Regions from separate parts of the Homo sapiens genome. Here region 2 is linked to region 1. The links are chromatin loops, found by intact Hi-C in ENCODE. Cell type or tissue: mammary epithelial cell. All regions are shown on one strand.

Region 1 (8,000 bases):
AAGTGTTTTTGTTTATTTGTTTGTTTGTTTGTTTTTCACAAGAAAGAAAACAAAACAGGGCCAGGCACGGTGGCTCACACCTGTAATCCCAGCACTTTGGTAGGCCGAGGTGGGCGGATCACCTGAGGTTGGGAGTTTGAGACCAGCCTGACCAACATGGAGAAACCCTGTCTCTACTAAAAATACAAAATTAGCCGGGCGTGGTGGCGCATGCCTGTAATCCCAGCTACTCGGGAGGCTGAGGCAGGCGAATAGCTTGAACCTGGGAGGCAGAGGTTGCGGTGAGCCGAGATCGCACCATTGCACTCCAGCCTGAGCAACAAGAGCGAAGACTCCATCTCAAAAAAAAAAAAAAAAAAAAGATAAAATACCAACAGAGTAAAGAGACAACTATGAAATGGGAAAAAATATTTTCAAACCATACATTCTGATAAGAGGTTAATATCCAAAATACATAAGAAACTCAAACAACTCAATAACAAGAAAATAAATCACCCAATTAAAAAATTGACAAAGAACCTGAAATAGGTATTTCTCAAAAGAAGACACACAAATGGCCCACAGGTATATGGAAAAAATGTTCAACATCACTAATCATCAGAGAAATGCAAATCAAAACTATAAATCATCTCACACCTGTTATTATCAAAAAGACAAAAACTAACAAGTGTTGGCAAGGATGTGGAAAAAAAGGAAATCTTGTACACTATTGGTGGGAATATAAAACCCATTATGGGAAGGAATATGGAAGTTCCTCAAAATATTAAAAATAGAACTACCCTATGATCTAGTAATCCCACTTCTGGGTGTGTATACAAATGAAATCACTGTGTCAATGAGATATCTGCACTCCTGTGTTCATTGCAGCATTATTCACAATAGCCAAGATATGAAAGCAACCTAAGTGTTCATCAATGGATAAATGGATTTAAAAAAACCCGTAGTACATATACACACAATAGAATGCTATTCAGCCTTAAGAAAGAAGAAAATTCATTTTCTTTCTTTTTTTTAAACATGGATATGTTCTTTAGTGGTGATTTCTGAGATTTTGGTGCACCCATCACCTGAACAGTATGCACTGTACCCAATGTGTAGTCTTTTATCCCTCACTGCCCCTTTTCCCTGAGTCCCCAAAGTCCACTGTATCATTCTTATGCCTTTGCATCCACATAGATCAGCTCCCAGTTATAAGTGAGAACATACGATGCTTGGTTTTCCATTCCTGAGTTACTTCACTTAGAATAATGGTCTCCAATTCCATCCAGGTTGCTGCGAATGCTCATTATTTCCTTCCTTTTTATCCACTCATATATATATATATATATATATATATATATATATATATATATATGCACACACACACATATATATGTATGTATGTATATATATAACATTTTATATATTATCTATATCTATATATAGATAGATAGATATAACATTTTCTTTATCCACTTTGGGTTGGTTCCATATTTTTGCAATTTTAAATTGTGCTGCTATAAACATGCATATGCAAGTATCTCTTTTGTATAATGACTTCTTTTCCTCTGGGTAGATACTCAGTAGTGGCATTGCTGGATCAAATGGTAGATCTACTTTTAGTTCTTTAAGGAATCTTCGCTCTGCTTTCCATAGTGGAAAGTTTACATTCCAACTAATGGTGTAAAAGTGTTCCCTTTTTACCACATTTGCACCAACATCTATTAATTTTTGATTTTTTTATTACAGCTATTCTTGCAGGAGTAAGGTGGTATTGCATTGTGGGTTTTGATTTGCATTTCCCCGATAATTAGTGATGTTGAGCTTTTTTTCATATGTTTGTTGGTCGTTTGTATATCTTCTTTTGAGAATTGTCTGTTCATGTTCTTAGCCTACTTTTTGATGGGATTGTTTGTTTTTTTCTTGATGATTTCTTTGAGTTCCTTGTAGATTCTGGATATTAGTCCTTTGTCAGATGCATAGCTTGCAAAGATTTTCTCTCACTCTGTGGGTTGTCTGTTTACTCTGCTAATTATTATTATTATCATCATTATTATTATTTTGTTGTGCAGAAGCTTTTTAGTTTAATTAAGTCCCATCTATTTAACTTTGTTTTTGTTGCATTTGCTTTGGATTCTTGATCAATAAGTCTTTGCCTAATACAATGTCTAGAAGGGTTTTTCTGATGTTATCTTCTAGGATTTTTATGGTTTCAGGTCTTATATTTAAGTCTTTGATCCATATTGAGTTGACTTTTGTATAAGGTGAAAGATGAGGATGCAGTTTCATTCTTCTACATGTGGCTTGCCAATTATCCCAGCACCATTTGTTGAATAGGATGTCCTTTCTCTACTTTATGTTTTCATTTGCTTTGTTGAAGATCAGTTGGCTGTAAGTATTTGGCTTTGTTTCTGGGTTCTTTATTCTGTTCCATTGGTCTGTGTGCCTATTTTTATACCAGTACCATGCTGTTTTGGTGACTATAGCCTGATAGTATAGTTTGAAGCTGGGTAATGTGATGCCTCCAGGTTTGTTCTTTTTGCTTAGTCTTGCTTTGGCTATGTGGGCTCTTTTTTGGTTCCATATGAATTTTAGGATTGTTTTTTTCTGTTCTGCGAAGAATGATGGTGGCATTCTCATGGGCATTGCATTAAATTTGTAGATTGCTTTTGGCAGTTTGGTCATTTTCACAGTATTGATTCTACCCATCCATGAGTATGGGATATGTTTCCATTTGTTTGTGTCATCTATTATTTCTTTCAGCAGCGTTTTGTAGTTTTCCTTGTAGAGGTCTTTTGCCTCCTTGGTTAGGTATATTCCTAAGTATTTTAGTTTTTTGTAGCTATTATAGCTATTGTAAAAGGGGTTGAGTCCTTAATTTGATTCTCGGCTTGGTCATTGTTGGTGTAAAGCAGTGCTACTAATTTGTGTACATTAATTTTGTACCTGAAACTTTACTGAATTCATTTATTAGTTCCAGGAGCTTTTTAAATGAGTCTTTAGGGTTTTCTAGGTATATAATCATATGATCAGCAAACAGTGACAGTTTGACTTCCACTTTACTGATTTAAAGTGGAGAGAAATAAAGAAATAAATATCTCCTTTAAAGAAATAAAGAGCATCTCTTGTCTGATTGCTCTGCCTAGAACTTCCAGTACTGTGTTGAATAGAAGTGGTGAAAGTGTGCATCCTTGTCTTGTTCCAGTTCTCAGAGGTAATGCTCTCAATTTTTCCCATTAAGTATAATGTTGGCTATGGGTTTAGAAAATTCATTTTCAACTGCATGAACGAATCTGTAGGATATTATGCTAAATGAAATAAGCCAGACACAGAGTGACAAATGCTGAGTGATCTTGTTGATATGTGGAATCTAAAAAAATCGAACTCAGGAGCAGAGAACACAATGGTGGTTGCCAGGGGCTGGGGGTGGGGACCTGGGGAGATGTTGCTCAAAGAGTACAAAAATTTGAGTTAGGTAGGATGAATACCTGGAGATCTATTGTACAATATGGTTGCTATAGTTAATAATAACGTATTATGTTATTGAAAATTACTGAGAGGAGATATTGAATGTTCTCACCACACACAAAGATAACTATGTGAGGTCATGGATATGTTAATTTACTTAATTGTGGTATAATCATTTCACAACATATACATATATTTAAGATCACATTGTGCACTGTAAATATACACAATTTTTTTTTTTTTTTGAGATTGAGTCTTGCTCTGTCAACAGGCTGGAGTACAGTGGCGCCATCTCCTGGCTCACTGCAACTTCCACCTACCTGGTTCAAGTGATTCTCCTGCCTCAGCCTCCCCAGTAGCTGAGATTACAGGAGTGCACCACCATGCCCAGCTAATTTTTGTATTTTTAGTAGGGACGAGGTTTCTCCATGTTGGCCAGGCTGGTCTCAAACTCCTGACCTCAGGTGAGCCACGTGCCTTGGCCTCCCAAAATGCTGAGATTATAAGCGTGAGCTACCATGCCTGGCCAAATATACACACTTTTCATTTGTCAATTATACCTCAATAAAGCTGAGAAAAAATAAAAGGACAAAAAAGGAGATTCTAATAAATAATATAATATAATAAATTCCTCTAACGTTTCAAAAAAAAAGAAAGAAATTGACATTATTGGTGAAGGTGAAGTCTCTAGCATGGCCGAGACAGGCAGCCTTTTTCCCTTCTCCCTCCCCAAGGTCATCACTACAACAACAACACTGCTGTTTTTACACTTTTACTACAAATTACATGTATCCATAAACAACATGCTGCATTGTGTGTGTTTTTTAAATGGGCTCACACCATACATATCATTCTGCTGCTTGCTCTTTTTTTTTTCTTTTTTCTTTTTTGAGATGAAGTCTCATTCTGTCACCCAGGCTGCAGTGCAGTGGCAAATCGGCTCACTGCAACCTCTGCCTCCCAGGTTCAAGCAATTTTCCTGCCTCAGCCTCCCAAGTAGCTGGGATTACAGGTGCCTGCCACCACGCCTGGCTAATTTTTTGTATTTTTAGTTGAGATGGGGTTTCACCATGTTGGCCAGGCTGGTCTCAAACTCCTGACTTCAAGTGATTCGCCTGCCCCGGCCTCCCAAAGTGCTGGGATTACAGTTGTGAGCCACCATGCCCGGCCTACTGCTTGCTCTTTCATCATTATTTCAAGATTTAGTCCATTCATTTTCATTGCTGTCAAGTATTCTATCCCATAAACACACCTCAATTTATTGATTCATTCCCCTGCCCATGGACATTTGCATTGTTGCCAATTTCTAAAATATTAACAAATAATCCTGTAGTAAACATTGTTGTACCATTATCCATATGCAAGTGTAAAGGATGTAAACCAAAAATAAAATTCTAAGCTTGCTAACCATCTGAATGGACAGGGCATTCCAAAGTTAACCTGAAAAACTAGCTCAGGCCATGATGGGAAGAGGGAGTCAGACAGGCCTCATTATACCTTTCTGTCTTGGAATTCAGACCCAGCTGACCAGTACTGATATCAACACAGACCTTAAGACTGATAGAACAGACTCTTTAAGTCTGATAAGAAACATTTACAATCTATTCTTTCTGAAGCCTGCTATCTGGAGGCTTCATCTGCATAAAACCTTGGTCTCTACAACCCCTATTATAACCCAGACATTCCTTCCTATTGATTCCAGGTCTTTAGATAATAACTCTTTCAACCAATTGCCAATCAGAAAATCTTTGAATCTGCCTATGACCTTGAAGCTTTGAAATTATTGGTAAAGTAATATTAGGAATGTCTTAAGAATTGTCAGCATTTTTTGTTTGCATTTATTAAGCAGTTTCATACTTATCTCTGCTAAACACTACACTGTGTCAAAATTTGACATAAGGGCTAGAAAAGTATGAAACCAGCCCATGACAGAATGATTCTTTGCTTGTGTAATTTTTTTTTTTTTTTTTTTGAGAGAGAGTCTCCCTCTGCTGCCCAGGCTAGAGGGCAGTGGTGCAATCTTGGCTCACTGCAACCTTAGCCTCCCAGGTTCAAGCGTCTCCTGCCTCGGCCTACCGAGTAGCTGGGACTACAGGCACGTGCCACCACACCTGGATAATTGTTGTGTTTTTAGTAGAGACAGGGTTTTGCAATGTTGGCCAGGCTGGTCTCAAACTCCTGACCTCAGGTGACCCACCCACCTCAGGCTCCCAAAGTGCTGGGATTACAGGTGTGAGCCACTGCACCTGCCCTGCTTGTGTAATTTTTGATAAATAAGACATCTAATATCACTGGTTCAATGAAAACAACTAAATCCTATGTTATTGGTAAAATGCCCATATATTTAACCTTAAGTTTTTTACTTAGATAAACAGTGAAATTCACAGGCCATAAAGGTTGTTAAGAGAAAAATAACTTTAAATGATGACTATCACAGTTTTCATAATAATCTAGGTAAACTATTAAAAACAAAATAAGTAATCAGGTAAATGTAATAGAATAAATGCTTGTAAACAAATGTCATATAATATAGAATCTAAGGTTATATTAAAAAATATTCATTAAATTTCTGAGTAATTTCAAATTTAAAAGATTATAGGAAAACCTTTTTCTAAAAAAAGTATACTCTTGTTAAAAGGTAAATAATTTCTGTCTAATTCAAAGGTCATTTAAAGGTTATATATAAAACAAGGTGAAAAGAACCAGAAAAATAACTTTATATCTATATCTTTTTATATCTATAACTTTCTTTATAGTTTACTTTCTTTATAGGTACTTTTGGTAAGAAAGGTTAAAAGAAAAATAACTTTGTATGACAGAGAATTGTATATTGCAAATTTTTGTCTTAAAATAAAATGACTGGTTGTTTAAAAAAGAGGGATGTTGGCCAAGCACAGTGGCTCATGCCTGTAATCCTAGCACTTTGGAGGGCCGAGGCAGGCAGATCAACTGAGGTCAGAAGTTCAAGACCAGCCTGGCCAACATGGCAAAACCCCATGTCTACTAAAAATACAAAAATTAGCCAGGCTTGGTGGTGGGCACCTGTAATCCCAGCTACTCAGGAGGCTGAGGTGTGAGAATCACTTGAATGAGACATGAGAATCACTTGAACCCGGGAGGCGGAGGTTGCAATGAGCCAAGATCGCGTCACTGCATTCCAGCCTGGGTGACAGAGCCAGACTCCATCTCAAAAAAAAAAAAAAAAAAAGAAAAAGAAAGAGGGATGTTTAGGACAAACCAGAAAGCCCAAGCATGTTATGAATGATTGTGTAAGTTGTAATAAGGTTAGTAAAAAAGGAATTTTTTTTTTTTTTTTTTTTTTGAGATGGAGTCTCACTCTGTTGCCTGGGCTGGAGTGCAGTGGTGCGATCTTGGTTTACTGTAAGCTCTGCCTCCTGGGTTCATGCCATTCTCCTGCTTCAGCCTCCCGAGTAGCTGGGACTACAGGCGCCTGCCACCATGCCCAGCTAATTTTTTTGTATTTTTTTTAGTAAAGACGGGGTTTCACCGTGTTAGCCAGGATGGTCTGGATCTCCTGACCTCGTGATCCACCTGCCTTGGCCTCCCAAAGTGTTGGGATTACAGGCATGAGCCAACATGCCTAGCCAAAAAGGAATTTATTTTTAAAATGTTATGATTAAGTTGGCTATAATTAAAAGGGAAATATATGGCCAGGTGTAGTGGCTCATGCCTGTAATCCCAGCACTTTGGGAGGCTGAGGTGGGTGGATCACCTGAGGTCAGGAGTTCGAGACCAACCTGGCAAAACCTGGTGAAACTCCGTCTCTACTAAATATACAAAAATTAGCTGGGCGTGGTGGCAGGCGCCTGTAATCCCAACTACTCAGGAGGCTGAGGCAGGAGAATCACTTGAACCCTGGAGGCGGAGGTTGCAGTGAGCTGAGATCATGCCATTGTGCTCCAGCCTGAGTGACAGAGCAAGACTCCATCACAAAAAAAAAAAAATTGGGAAATATGTCTTTCTAGAAATTGGACTTTGATATCAAAAATACACCAATACAAAACTAAAGGATTGGTTAGAATAAGATTTTATTTAAAATATTGACTTATTCTTAATGCAAGAAGTTTTAAATTTTTAAATTCCATAACCTTTTTCTTTTTGAAAATTCTTCAGATTGATATCTCATAAGTTCAATTTCTGCCGTACTCCACTGCCTCAGCTCTTTCTCTCTTTTGAGAAGGCCTGGGATGGGAACTCTCTCTTTCAACTTTTGTTGGCTCCTATAATTTTTTTTTTTAAATAGTCTAATGTAAGGGAGATAATTTTGGAAACAGGCAAATGAAAAATCTTATGGGATCTGCCTTTGTATGTCTGCTATGTCTATATGCTTGTATGTGTCATGTGGAAGTAAGATTTCACTACCAAACTATAAAAAGAGCTCTAATCAGTTGGCTTAAAATAAGTGTTTATCAGACTAATAACAGCTAGCTCAGATGCCTTTTAGTTCACATGACTTTAGTAATATTTGGTAAGATTAATTTGGTAAATATAATTGCAAACATTTTCTTCAGTAGTTTAAAATCTTAAAGTCA
Region 2 (8,000 bases), 57 kb before region 1:
AGAATCGCTTGAACCAGGGAGGCAGAGGTTGCAGTGAGCCTAGATGGCACCATTATATTCCAGCCTGGGCAACAGAGTGAGACTCCATCTCACAAAATAAATAAATAAATAAATAAATAAATAAATAGATAAATAAAAAATTAAGGCAGTGATGTCCATCAATGGATGAATGGATAAACAAAAGTGGTGTATCTATACAACAGAATATTATTAAGCCTTAAAAAGAAGGGAAATTCTGACACATGCTGCCATACAAATGAACCTTAAAGACATGCTAAGTGAAATAAGCCAGTCACAAAAAGACGATAGTATATGACCCTGCTAATGTAAGGTACCTAGAGTAGTCAAATTCATAGAGACAGAAAGTAGAACTGTGGTTGCCAGGGACTGGAGGGAGGGGGAAGCAGGTATAGAGTTTTATAATGAATATAGAGTTTCCATTTTGCAAGATAAAAAAGTTCTGGGGATTGGTTGCACAACCATGTGATCATACTTAACACTACTGTATTGTACACTTAGAAGTGGTTAAGATGGGCTGGGCGCTGTGGCTCACGCCTGTAATCACAGCACTTTGGGAGGCCGAGGCGGGTGGATCACGAGGTCAGGAGATCAGGACCATCCTGGCTAACACGGTGAAACCCCATCTCTACTAAAAATACAAAAAATTAGCTGGGCGTGGTGGCGAGTGCCTGTAGTCCCAGCTACTCGGGAGGCTGAGGAAGGAGAATGGCATGAACCCGGAAAGGGGAGCTTGCAGTGAGCCGAGATCGCGCCACTGCACTCCAGTCGGGGCGACAGAGCGAGACTCCATCTCAAAAAAAAAAAAAAGAAGTGGTTAAGATGGTAAATTTTACAGGCCGGGTGCGGTGGCTCACACCTCTAATCCCAGCACTTTGGGAGGCCAAGGCGGGTGGATCACGAGGTCAAGAGTTTGAGAACAGCCTGACCAACATGGTGAAACCCCGTCTCTACTAAAAATACAAAAAATTACTCAGGCATGGTGGCAGGTGCCTGTAATCCCAACTACTCGGGAGGCTCGGGCAGGAGAATCGCTTGAACCCAGGAGGTGGAGGTTGCAGTGAGCTGAGATCACACCATTGCCCTCCAGCCTGGGCGACAAGAGTGAGAATCCATCTAAAAAAAAAAGATGGTAAATTTTATGTTATTATTTTTTTCTTTTTCTTTTCACCTGCCTCAGCCTCCCAACGTGCTAGGATTTAGAGGTGTGAGCCACTGCGCCCGGCCATGTTATGTATTTTTTAACCACAATTTTTAAAACATGTAAAGCAGCTTGACCAGCAAGGTGATCCAAACAATATTTTTGTTTGGCAAATGCAAACTTTAGTTCATACATGTAATATGTTACCAAATTAGAATAATATCTTTAAGATTGAAATTTATTCTTTGTGTTGGTTTGAGTCCTCCAAACCAAGATAAAATTAGACATGAAGAGATCTCTTTCTTGGGGAAATCGTCTGTGATGGACAAAGGAGAGGAAGCTGGAGTAGACAAGGACAGCCTCCCACTGTGATGACATCTGGGAGAGGACGGAGTGAGGGCCAGGGAGCAGGCATCCCAGATCAAAGCACGGCGCTAACAAAGTTCCAGCCAGCCTGATCGGGAGTCTTTGAGTCCATGATGCCAATTAGGCCAGGTACAGTGGCTAATGCCTGTGATCCCAACACTTTGAGAGGCTAAGGCAGGAGGAGCGCTGAAGGGTAGAGTTCCAGACTAACATGGGCAACATAGCGAGACCCCCATTTCTACAGAAAAACAAAAAACAAAAAACAAAACAAAACAAAAAACAGAGAGAGAAAGAAAAAAAAAAATTAGCCAGGCATGGTGGCATGCATCTGTAGTCCCAGCAACTCTGGAAGGTGAGGTAGGAAGATTGATTGAGCCCAGGAATTCAAGGCTGCATTGATCTATGATCGTGCCACTGCACCGCACTCCAGCCTGGGCAGCAGAGTGTGATCCTGTCTCAAAAAAGTAAAAATAAACTCTCCCTTCCAAAAAAAAAAAAGAACAGAGTTTCCAATTAGATGTGTCCCCTGGGGCCATTTCTCTCTCCACACAAAATAGATGACCAGCCACACCACCACTCACAACTCTGCCAGTTGGGAAGCTTTCCCTCTCTACTGTCTTTCACTACCTTTCGTGAAGTGGTTGTAATGCAGCCACTGTCCATTTTTGGCTTCCAAGCCAGCCCATCTGTAAACTGAGCTCAAGCCTTTGCCTTCTCTTCCAGGTGGTCATGAACTCCCCAAGCCCCTGCAAATATAGTGATAAATTTGAGCTGGGGGAGGGATCCTGGTGCAAATGTGGTGGGTGCCATGTTGGTCTGGGCTACCTGCTCATGCAGCTTACTCATGCTTTCTGGTCCTGCTGGAGCCCAATGCTGGATTAACCATTTCCATTTGCAATGGACTGAGGCTGGGCCTGTCCTGCTTAATAACTCAGCTGGTAGAGGGCAGGACTGGATGCATGGTCACTTGGTACCCCATATATCCAGCGTTCTGTCTCTACCAGGGTATAGTAACAGGCCAGGAGTTATTTCTCAAAAGACACGTAATTCTCTGCTGTGGATTGTATGGTCTTGTTTCAGAATCCTGGGTCCTTTATTGTGATTCTCCTGCTGGGTCTTGCTTTAAGATTCCTGCTGCATCTTTTTTCACCACTGACACCCCCAATGCCATAGAGTCTGTTGTATCACACAGCCCAGTTGGCAGGGCTGTTTGCATCATAGCCTCGAATTGCTACAGAGCCCATTCTTGCTCTGGGTTCACTTGGAGCTGGCATCTATTTATGTCACCTGGGGATAGCATCCATTTGTGTCACCTTGTATATGGACATATTAAGTATTGCTAAATGTGGTCTGCATTGTCCCTAGAACCTAAAGAGGCCTACCACCAGAGAGAAGGTGGTAGGGCTCCAGCTCTCTGCTGTCATCTCCAGTGATTCTATTCTGGCCCCAACCTTGTGCACCCTGAGCAGCAAAACAAAAACCCTCCCTCAGATCCAGGGAGTGCCTGTCAATGCTAATGCATGCCCCTTGCAGGGGAAGGGGGCTGACCCGCTCCCCAAGCACTTCATCACAGCTTGCTTTCTAAGCACATCCAGAGTTCACCCTCCCTAGGAGAAGTCTCCCCGTCCTGCCCTCTGTCCTCTTTCATCCCCATGGGGAGCAGAGAGAGAGCTCCTGTGTTGCCTCCCTGATCCTTACCATGTCCCACATCAGCGTAGAAGTTAACAGCATGGACTTTGGGTTCCACCGGAGCTTGATTCCATTCTTGAGTGGAATGGAACCTAAGCTACTCCATTCCTTGGTTTTCTGATCTGTAAGATGACGGCAATAATACCAACTGTACCAGATTGTTTTGAGGATTTAAGGAGATGACTACGATGCACAGTGTGACGCATGATGTTGCTGTCATCACCCCAGGTTCCAGCGGCTTGTTTAGAGGCTGTTTCACTCATTTAATTGGAAGCTCCTTGAAGATCAGAATGGTCTTTTCCAGACATTCCCCCTAGGATACTAAGGACACAGTAGATATTCAGTAACTATTTAGGGATGTCTCTTGAATGTATACCCATTTTTATCAGCCACGTTTTTTTCCTTCCAGAAATGCAGGATGTTAATATCTGAGAGGAGCTGCTGTTAGCATGTAGGAAGCACCAGGTGGTGAACAGAGCAGGGGCCTCCCAGTGGGACAGGGGAAGAAGGACACTATGATAAATCGTGTTAATTTTCTAGGCCCCAGTTTCCTTATTGGGAGAATGGAGAGATTGATAGATACCATTACAAGGTTGTGGCGAAGGTTTTCATAAACTATGCTTAACACGCTGCCAAGGACACAGTAAGGGCTGAGAAACAGCAGCTGCTATTATTACTATCAATTTAAGAGTTATTGTTAAAGAAGTGAAACTGAACGCGCTTAGGTGTGCGCTCAAAGCCAGCAACCTGGCTGGGTCCGCACGGAGACAGGCGGGGCAGCGCGGGGAGGGGCCACCGGAAGCCCCACCCCTTTCCTCGCGTCCGGTCGCCCGGGCAACGCGCCACCGCGTCGCAGCCGGAGTGACGCGTGGCCGCCGGCACCCGGAGCTCCTGGGCACACGGCATTGGCAGGGGCCGCTTCGGCAGAGTGATGACTGATGATGAGTCCGAGAGCGTCCTCTCCGACTCCCATGAAGGGTCGGAGCTGGAGCTGCCTGTTATCCAGCTGTGCGGGCTGGTGGAGGAGCTCAGGTACCGCCGCCCGCGCCTGGGGGCCGCCCCTCTTCCTCCTAGGCCCTCCTCTCCGGGCGGCCTCGGACTTGGGGACCAGCATGGAGAAGATCCAAGCCCTCACTGAGCACTGGGGAGACTTTTCCTCTTTACTCCTTACTCCACCACCACTGAGCCAACAAGCTGTTGGTGGAGCTAGAACGGGGTGGTAGGGCGAGGGGATGGGGCCGGTGGTGAGAAGCCCAGAGGGTAATTGGGGAAGTGAGGGTTTCAGCCGGAGGAGTCTCTCTCATGCCAGACGGTGTGCTTAGCCGATCCACAATTCTACAGCAGCAATTTGGACCAGGTGACTTCTAAGCCCTTTTCTGATGCTAAGATTCTATGATAAGGCTGGGCGCGGTGGCTCACGCCTGTAATCTCAGCACTTTAGGAGGCCGAGGCGGACGGATCGCTTGAGGTCAGGAGTTCGAGACCAGCCTGGCCAACATGGTGAAACCCCGTATCTACTAAAGATACAAAAATTAGCCAGGCGTGGTGGCGCGTGCCTGTAATCCCATCTACTCTGGAGGCTGAGGCAGGAGAATCACTTGAACTTGGGAGGCGGAGGTTGCAGTGAGCCGAGATTGTGCCACTGCACCCCAGCCTGGGCAACAGAGAGGGACTAAGTCTCAAAAAAAAAAAAAAAAAAAATTATATGATAAAACTAACACGGCAGCAGAATAGAAAGCAAGCTATTGAGATGGTTTTAGTATGAGGCAATGTGTGCCTGAACCTGGATATAAGCATGGAGATGGACAGTAAAGAATGGCCCGATAGTCTGCGTTTATTTTGTTTTATTTTATTTTGCAGTCTGCTTTATATATTCTACTATAGCAAGTAAATTGGATATAAAGATTCCATGATGTAGTTAAGATTAGTTGTACAACTTACTGGTCTTGCACAGAATATCCTAGCTCTAGCAGCTGAATAGATGTTACTTCTATACATCTACAAATACTTTAGGTCAGAACTGAGGTATTATTACTAACAGCTCTCATTTTTGAGTGTTTCTATGTACCATGCATTTACATATATGATCTTATATGATGACACTGCAACCCTAGGAAGTGGGTAAGGAAACAAAGACGCAGAGGTGAAGTCACTTCCCTAAGTTCACACAGTCAGTGGTAGTGCTGGGATTCAAACTCAGGTGTGACTCCACAGACTACATACACCTGGAGCATGCTCTATGCTGAAAAAGCAAGCTACTTTGATAGATTGTGTTTTCCATTCAGCTTTTTCCACTAGTTTGTTTTGTTTTGTTTTGTTTTTGATACGGAATCTCACTCGCTCTGTCGCCCAGGCTGAAGTACAATGGCATGATCTCGGCTCACTGCAACCTCTGCTTCCCAGGTTCAAGTGATTCTCCTGCCTCAGACCCCTGAATAGCTGGGATTACAGGCACCTGCCACCACACCCAGCTAATTCTTGTACTTTTAGTAGAGATGGGGTTTCACAATGTTGATCAGGCTGGTCTCGAACTCCTGACCTCAGGTGATCCACCTGCCTCGGCTTCCCAAAGTGCTGGGATTACAGGTGTGAGCCACCACACCTGGCCCCACTAGTCTTAAAATTCAGCCAAACAGGAATTATTAAAAGTAATAGCAAAAACTGCAATTACTTTTGTACCAACCTAATAGATTAATAACACATGAAAACATCAAAGCTGTTCTCTCTCTCATATACATATACATACATATGTGTGTGTAACACACACACACATACACACGTATGAGAAGTTAAGAAGTTAAAAAGGTTATAACCTTGGCATATACAGGATAAACTAGGTATGTTATCTCTTCCTCTGTTCAAAGTTTTCCAGAGTTTATGATAAACTTCTGGTTGATACTTTTCATCTATTGGGTACTGAAAATAAAAGAACTGAAAAACAAACCAAAGGAAACATCTGAAGATTGTGGGTGTGTTTAACTTCAAGAATATAGTAATTCAGGTTGGGCACAGTGGCTATTATTGCCTATAATCTCAGCACTTTGGGAAACCAAGGTGGGAGGATCACTTTAGGCCAGGAGTTCATGGCCAGCCTTGACAACATAGCAAGATACCACCTCTACAAAAAAAATTATAAATTAGCCAGGCATGGCATTGTGCACCTGCAGTCCTAGCTACTTGGGAGGCTGAGGCAGGAGGATTGCTTGATCCCAGGAGTTCCAGGTTACAGTGAGTGCAACAGAGTAAGACCCTGTCTCTTAAACAAATAAAATATATATATGTATATATATAATATATAGTAATTCAGAAATAATCTCCCACATGGGTTCAATGATACTTGAAGATGAAACCTATGAGAATTTTCAATGTAATACTAGTGTTCTGAATTTTGTGGCTCATTAAACATATTAATAAAAATATCAAATATATAGCACTTACTATGTGTCAGGCACTGTGCCAGAGGCTTTGTCTTCCTTATTGGAACCCTAAAAGTTAAGTGCTATTCTTAATACCCATTTTATAGGTGAGGAAACTAAGGCACCAAGGGGCTAACGGGTTTTGCAGGTCTACTAGTTATTAAACACTAGTTATTTGAGGTTTAAACTCTTATTACTAGAACTTACTCAGGTACCCTGTCTTGCAGCTATGTAAACTCTGCTCTCAAAACTGAGACTGAGATGTTTGAGAAATATTACGCTAAACTGGAGCCCAGGGATCAGCGACCTCCACGATTATCAGAAATTAAAATATCAGCAGCAGATTATGCACAGGTACACAATGGAGATCTAGATCATTCTTTTATTGTTTGTCACCTTAAATGCAAGTGGTATTTGTTTATCTGCCTTTGGTGCGCCCTCTGTGGCCAATTGACCATGGGACCTTCTCCCTGTTTTACTTTTGATTTTTCTTTGCCCTCTAGGGTTTCTCTTTCAAGTGACTGTGAAAGAAACTGGGTTCAGTTAATAGTGGATTGACTCTCCCAGCATATCTTAGTTTACTTGAAAGAATTCCCTTTGGCTAGGTGCAGTGGCTTAGGCCTGTCCCAGTGCTTTGGGAGGCTAAGGTGGGAGGATCACATGAGACCAGGAGTTCGAGACCTTCCTGGGCAATATTGCAAGACCCCATCTTTACAAAAGAAAATTCTTAAATTAGCCAGATGTGGTGATATGCACCTGTAGTTTTAGCTACTTGGGAGGCTGAGGTGGGAGGATTGCTTGAGCCCAGGAGTTTGAGGCTGCAGTGAGCTATGATCACACTGCTACACTCCAGCCTGGGCAACAGAGCAAGACTCTGTCTCAAAAAAATTAAAAAAAAAAAAGAATTCATTTAAATTGAGGGACTCAACTGTTTACAAGGCCCAGCCAGCCACCTAAATGAGGAAAGTGGGCCTAGCACAGGCCCTTGTCTCAAAGGGGTTATCTGTATAGGCTTATCCTTTGAGGGCCAAGCAAACCCATATGTACCCTGGACCACCCGCTTCTGACCTTTGCCTTAAATGCATAGAAAGTCCAAGATGTTTGTTTGTCTGTTTTGCTGAACACAGTCCCCCACGGATGCAGTTTCTTTCCTGTGTTCAGCTCAGGAAGTACCTCTGAGCTTTCCCCTGTCTTTGACTTGAATGCTAGTCTATAGCAGGTTCACAGCCTTTCCACCTTCAAGACGTTTACCCTTATTTATTTTCACTTCATTGTCAAACATAGGCCTTTGAAGTATTTAGTGCAGGGGCTTAGGATGACTTGAGAAATAAATGTCAGCTCAGGCCTAATATCCAGCATCCTTTTACCAT

The links. A loop is a pair of places that touch in the nucleus more often than their neighbours do. Peaks named below come from ENCODE experiments on the same cell type or tissue, not always from the same donor. Only the 100,000 strongest peaks of a DNase experiment are listed, where the experiment ranks them.
Region 2: it touches region 1 in a loop (12-fold over the local background); 3 of 110 quality-filtered maps call a loop at or near these places.

Annotation. Positions count from the first base shown.
Region 1 is chr16:58,302,774-58,310,773 of GRCh38, forward strand. No RefSeq gene overlaps it. Among named protein-coding and RNA genes, the nearest start is that of PRSS54, 12 kb to the left of the region's middle. In mammary epithelial cell, a CTCF peak has its summit at 3,742 (motif pointing left); no DNase peak of the experiment used is centred here.
Region 2 is chr16:58,245,870-58,253,869 of GRCh38, forward strand. It overlaps CFAP263 (cilia and flagella associated protein 263), which reads left to right and starts at 4,067. Exons shown (of 9, transcript NM_014157.4): 1 at 4,067-4,246; 2 at 6,858-6,984. The coding sequence starts at 4,146. It overlaps LOC105371293 (a long non-coding RNA gene), which reads right to left and starts at 3,990. Exons shown (of 4, transcript XR_933630.2): 1 at 3,798-3,990; 2 at 3,224-3,535. RefSeq lists an enhancer at 242-301 and a silencer at 3,898-4,377. In mammary epithelial cell, no CTCF peak of the experiment used is centred here; a DNase peak (open chromatin) is centred at 4,092; H3K4me3 peaks cover 1,293 bases; H3K27ac peaks cover 620 bases.